Regions from separate parts of the Homo sapiens genome. Here region 2 is linked to region 1. A link is a contact called in ENCODE Hi-C data. All regions are on one chromosome and are shown on one strand. Each heading gives the region's core, a stretch centred on a gene start or an enhancer-like site at or near the end of the contact. The rest is flanking DNA. Distances are from core to core; before and after follow the strand shown. Region 1 holds the start of C1QTNF6 (C1q and TNF related 6). Region 2 overlaps LOC105373024 (a long non-coding RNA gene).

Region 1 (2,826 bases), core at 168-2,667:
TGACTCTGAACACACCAACATTTTCTTACTCAGTTCCTCTCTGCACCAAACCCAAGAGACTCTAATAGTTAGGCAGGAATATCATCGCCTCTATTCAGCCTGAAGAAGTTACAGAAGATGGATCTTCATGCCTCTACAACCCTTAAGATTAAACGTTCCCTCGTAAAAGAGAGTAGGGAAATATGTCAGAGGTGTTCAAAATAGGGCAACTCCATCTTGAATAGGGGCTGGGTAAAATGAGGCTAAGACCTGCCAGGCTGCATTCCCAGGAGGTCAGGCATTTGTAGTCACAGGAAGGGATAGGAAGTTGGCAGGACTGGTATCACAAGATACAGGTCATCAAGACCCTGCTGAGAAACAGTATGCGGTAAACAAACCAGCCAAAACCTGCCAAATCTAAGATTGCAATGAAAGTGACATCTGGTCATCCTTATTGCTCATTGTATGTTAATTAAAATGTGTTAGCTTGCTAAAACACACTTCTACCAGCACCAAGACAGCCTACAAATACCATGGCAATGTCCGGAAATTACCCTATATTGTCTAAAAGGGGGAGGAAGCCTCAGTTTCAGGAAATTCCCACCCCTTTCCTGGAAAACTCATGAATAATCCACCCCTGTTTAGCATAGGATCAAGAAATAACTATAAAAATAGCCAACTAGCAGTGCTTGGGGGTGCTCTGCCTATGGAGTAGCCATTCTTTTGTTTCTTTGCTTCTCTAATAAACTTGCTTTCACTTTGCTCTGTGGACTTACCCCAAATTCTTTCTGGTGCAAGATCCAAGAATTCTCTCTTGGGGTCTGATCAGTACCCCTCTCTGGTAACACTTGCATGATACCTGAGGAGGTCAGCCTGGTCATTCACCCAACAAACATGGGTTAAGCCCTCCCATGTGCCTGGCACAAAGGGGGCTGAGGACTGCAGTTCTGGAACACCTAGGCTCTGAGAGGCGACGCGACTGTGGTAGCAGGGCCAGGATTCTAGCCTGTGCCTGGAGGGCCAACACCTGCACCTTCTCTGCTACCCACCCTGCCTCTGTGACTCAGAGCAGTTAAGCACTTTAGCTCAGGGTGGACTCAGGGCTGCCTCCCCCTTCCTGAGCAACCTAGGGGCTCCTGTGCCCCATGCCTGTGTCCATTTCCCAATCATCAGGGGGCCTCAGACTCCTGCCTGCTCTGACTTTCTAGGCCTTTGAATCAAGCAAGACCCCACTGGATCACCAAAGAGTTAAGCAAAGGAAATCCCTGCCTCCCTTTATCTCCGCAGAACCCAGAGGCTGAAAGGGAGGGAGCAGGGAGGAGGGGAAGTGGGAAGCGGCTCTGCCCTCTCCCTCCGCCCTCCCTCCGCCCTCTCTCCCTCCATCCCCTCCTCTCTCCCTCCTCTGCTGGGCCTGGGGGTCTGGGCCAGCAACAAGTTAGTATTGCAGACATGGGCCAAGGAGCCAGAGGCCATGCAGTGGCTCAGGGTCCGTGAGTCGCCTGGGGAGGCCACAGGACACAGGGTGAGTGACCAGAGGCTCCTCAAGCTTGGGGGCTGGGGTCAGAGCCTGGAATTCCTCTCCTCCCTCCTTGCTTCCTGGAAGCATCTCGGGCCCTGCTCTCTCCCTCTGACTGGGACAGCCTCTCCAGGCTCTCCCCTCCACATTTCCTCCTGCCTCTGGCTGAGGGCTGCGCTCCACTGCTCCCGGTTTGTGCCCGCCCCTACCCGGGCACACACAAACTCAGCTCTGCACGGCCTGCCTGGACCGAGAAAAGTTGCCCTGCCGCTCCCTCCCCAAAGAGGTCCCAGTGGAAGCAGCAAGGACCCCAAAAGTCCTCCCTATGACTTGGTTCCCACACTTGGTCCCTGCCTGGCACCCACCCCCAGAGCTAGTTCGTGATCCTGGCTGTGGTTATGATTCCTCGTTAACGGCTTCCTGATTCCTGCTCCCAGGCCACGGTTCTGTGTCTCACAGCCTTTGACTCCCATCCGCTGGGGCCAATAGGAAACAGAAATGCTCCCAAACCATGCCAGTCCTCTGGGAGAAGTTCTCCTTCCCATCCCATGCAGGCACAGGGAAGAAGTCAAAGCACACTTTTTTTTTTTTTTTTAAGTCTTTTATAAGGCAGGCACTTTTCCTGCATTGAAATCCTTCCAAATTACCTGGGAGGGAAAGGGTGGTGTCATTTCCTTGTAAGTATCAAGGAGCAGGAAGCCCAGAGAGGTTCAGCCACTAGCCCTAGGTCACACAGCTTGCAAACTATTCTGGGTCTCAGATTTGACTCTAAGACCTCAGCTTTTCTCATGAGGTCATATCTGTGGCTGGGAAAAAGAAGGGAATTTTGGGATTTCCAAAACCACTGGGATTTGTCATTTATAAGTAAAAGTTGAGGATGACAGTCTCAGACAGGGAGGATGTTGATCTCTGAGGATTTGACCTCCTTATTGAGCAGAACCAGGAACCCAACCAGGGTGGGCAGAGAGAAGCTTGGGAAGAGTCACCTCCAGGAAGAGGGAGGTGGCTCTGGAGACTTCCTGTCCAGCCCCCTTCTCCTGCTGCTACCATCCAGCTCTGGGGGTGGGGGGCAGGGCTCCTGCCGCTTTATTTATTTTTAGTTTTAATTTTTGAAAAATAGAGACAGGGTCTCACTATGTTGCCCAGACTGGTCTCGAACTCCGGGACTCGAGTGATCCTCTCTCCGTGGCCTCCCAAAGTGCTGGGATTGCAGGAGTAAGTCACTGCACCTGGCCATCCTGCCCCTTTAAAACTCTGCCCTCACCTCAGTGCTCAGCTGAGACAGGGTGGCATTTTAAAAAGTAATAATTGTACCTTGTCTACATGTATTA
Region 2 (2,826 bases), core at 189-2,688, 140 kb before region 1:
CAAGGTTGCGGGGGTGAACCAGAGCCATTTCATATAGGGCTTCAAGACTTGAAGACCAGGCTGGGCCTTGACAGAGAGAACCTGGGAAGCATCTGAAAGTTGTTGAGCCAGGGAGGGAGATGATCCCAGCTATATTAATTCCTTCCTTCCTCCGTTGACTCATTTATTAAAAATTTATTGTCTTCTCCGCGGCATGCCTTTGCTGGGACTGGTGATTCAGAAATACTAGTCATAGGCCGGATGCGGTGGCTCACACCTGTAATCCTAGAACTTTGGGAGGCCGAGGTGGGTGGATCACTTGAGGTCAGGAATTCAAGACCAGCCTGGCCAGTATGGTGAAACCCCATCTCTACTAAAAATACAAAAATTGGCCGCGTGTGGTGGTGGGCGCCTGTAATCCTAGCTACTTGGGAGGCTGAGGCAGAAAAATCGCTTGAGGTGGAGGTTGCAGTGAGCCATGATTGTGCCACTGCACTCCAGCATGGGCAACAGAGAGAGACTCTGTCTTAAAAAAAAAAAAAAAGAAAGAAAAAAGAAAAGAAATACTAGTCACAGTTCTGGCCCTCAAGAGGCTCACAGGCTCACCAGGAGAAACTCATGCATATTCATAAAGGTACCAAAGTCCCACTGGTACCGAGATAGGTTTGTATACTGGGGCAGTGGGAGAAGGGGGAGAGACCTGGAATGGCTTCAAAGGCTTTGGTCCTGAACTAAGTCTTGGGGGTCAAGTAGAGGATGCAAAGCCCATTGGACTGGGAATAAAGAAGGTTCCAGGCAGAGAAAACTGAATGGGCAAACATCTGGAGGCTTGATACAACCTGCTGGGCTCAGGGAAGTGCTAGCAGTTTGGGTGTTTGGTGGAGGGGGGTGGCTCAGCACCTGTGCTGCACTGGGGATCCAGGGAGGAGGCAGGTGACCCTGGCTACAGAGTCGGGGATGAAATGAAGGGGGGAGCAGGGAGACCTGGAAGGAGATGATGGAGGCTAGAGTTGAAGGAATGGAGAAAGACTGCAAAATATCCACCCATCCATCCATCCATCTAGAAAATGTTTGCTGAGGCCGGGTGCGGTGGCTCATACCTGTAATCCCAGCACTTTGGGAGGCCGAGGTGGGCAGATCACCTGAGGTTAGGAGTTCGAGACCAGGCTGACCAACATGGTGAAACCCTATCTTTACTAAAAATACAAAATCAGCCGGGCATGGTGGCGCATGCCTGTAATCCCAGCTACTTGGGAGGCTGAGGTAGGAGAATTGCTTGAATCCAGGAGGCAGAGGTTGCAGTAAGCTGAGATTGCGCCATTGCACCCCAGCCTGGGCAACAAGAGTGAAACTCCGTCTCAAAAAAAGAGAAAGAAAATGTTTGCTAAGAACCAGTGTGGGGCAGGGATTGTGCTGGGTGCTGGAGGTGGAACCGGTCAGGCTGGGTCACTGACGGGAGAGGGTGGCTGGAGGCCAGGTTGATAAGCTTGGAGTGAGGACAAGCAGGATGAATGGGGGCAGGGGATGAATATCTTGAGTTCAAAGTGCATCCACCCAGGTAGCCGTGATTCGGGATGGGGAGGCAGCAAGCAGCAGGGGCTTGGCAAAAGTCAAAGGCATTTCTTTTTCTTTCTTTCTTTCTTTTTTTTTTTTTTTTAGACGGAGTCTCACTCTGTTACCCAGGCTGGAGTGCAGTGACACAATCTCAGCTCACTGCAACTTCTGCCTCCTGGGTTAAAGCGATTCTCCTGCCTCAGCCTCCCGAGTAGCTGGGATTACAGGCATGCGCCACCACTCCTGGCTAATTTTGTATTTTTAGTAGAGATGGGGTTTCTCCATGTTGCTCAGGCTGGTCTTGGATTCCTGATCTCAGGGGATCCGTCTGCCTCGGCCTCCCAGAGTGCTGGGATTACAGGCGTGAGCCACTGCACCGGGCCGGTCAAAGGCATTTCTAAGATGGGTGCTGCCAACTGTGCTCAGGGCTTTCCCAGCCTTCACTTCATCCTCACTTAATGGCATTCCCATCTGTCCAGGTGAGAAAACCGAGGCGTAGAGGCTTCATCGTTGCCCCATTATTGCAGGGATGGGCAAAGCTTTTCTGGAAAAGGCTACATAGTAAATATTTTTGACTTTACGAGCCATGCTTCTTGGTCAAAACTATTCAACGGTGCCACCGTAGAGGGAAAGCAGCCATAGACAGTACCAGAAATAAGTGGGTGTGGCTGTATTTTAATTAAAAAAGTGGATGAACATGGAAATTCAAATTTCATATAATTTTCACATGTCAGGAATTTTTTTTTTTATCTTCAGAAATAGAAAAAACCTAGCCGGGTGCAGTGGCTCATGTCTGTAATCCCAGCACTTTGGGAGGCCGAGGAGGGTGGATCACCTGAGGTCAGGAGGTTGAGACCAGCCTGGCCAATATGGTGAAACCCCATCTGTACTGAAAATACAAAAAAATTAGCCGGGTGTGGTGGCCCGTGCCTGTAGTCCCAGCTGCTTGGGAGGCTGAGGCAGGAAACTTGTTTGAACCCAGGAGGGAGGGGCTGCAGTGAGCCGAGATCGCACCACTGCACTCCAGCCTGGGCAACAAGAGCGAAAACTCCATCTAAAAAAAAAAAAAAAAAAAAAAAAAAAAAAAGAAAGAAAGAAAAAGAAAAAGAGAAAAAAAAGAAAAAAAAACATGCTTGGTTTCTGGTTGTACCATAACAGTTTGACAGGATTTGGCCTAGGGGCTGTAGTTTGCCCACCCCTTGGGGGATGGTTGGGAGGTGGCAGAGCTGGGGTTCAAACTAGGTTCTGCGAGCCCACGGGCTTCTGGACCAGATCAGCTCCAAGTGTGTGCCG

The links. A loop is a pair of places that touch in the nucleus more often than their neighbours do. Pooled maps may share reads with other maps.
Region 2: a map of Caki2 shows a loop between it and region 1 (5-fold over the local background). The contact joins the enhancer-like site here to the promoter of C1QTNF6 in region 1. A Hi-C loop is called at or near these places in 2 of 168 maps with a recorded cell type or tissue (Caki2 and endothelial cell of hepatic sinusoid) and 5 of 50 pooled maps.

What each region holds. Positions count from the first base shown.
Region 1 is chr22:37,186,838-37,189,663 of GRCh38, reverse strand. C1QTNF6 (C1q and TNF related 6) reads left to right here and starts at 1,417. Exons shown (of 3, transcript NM_031910.4): 1 at 1,417-1,501. The coding sequence starts at 1,451. RefSeq lists enhancers at 1-407, 408-1,043, 1,044-1,677, 1,678-2,313.
Region 2 is chr22:37,325,548-37,328,373 of GRCh38, reverse strand. All of the region lies in intron 1 of LOC105373024 (a long non-coding RNA gene), which reads left to right. Among named protein-coding and RNA genes, the nearest start is that of CYTH4, 44 kb to the right of the region's middle. RefSeq lists an enhancer at 1-1,057. Within about 2 kb of position 1,438, at least 4 of the 41 ENCODE cell types and tissues checked have a DNase peak (open chromatin) inside an H3K27ac peak, as active enhancers do.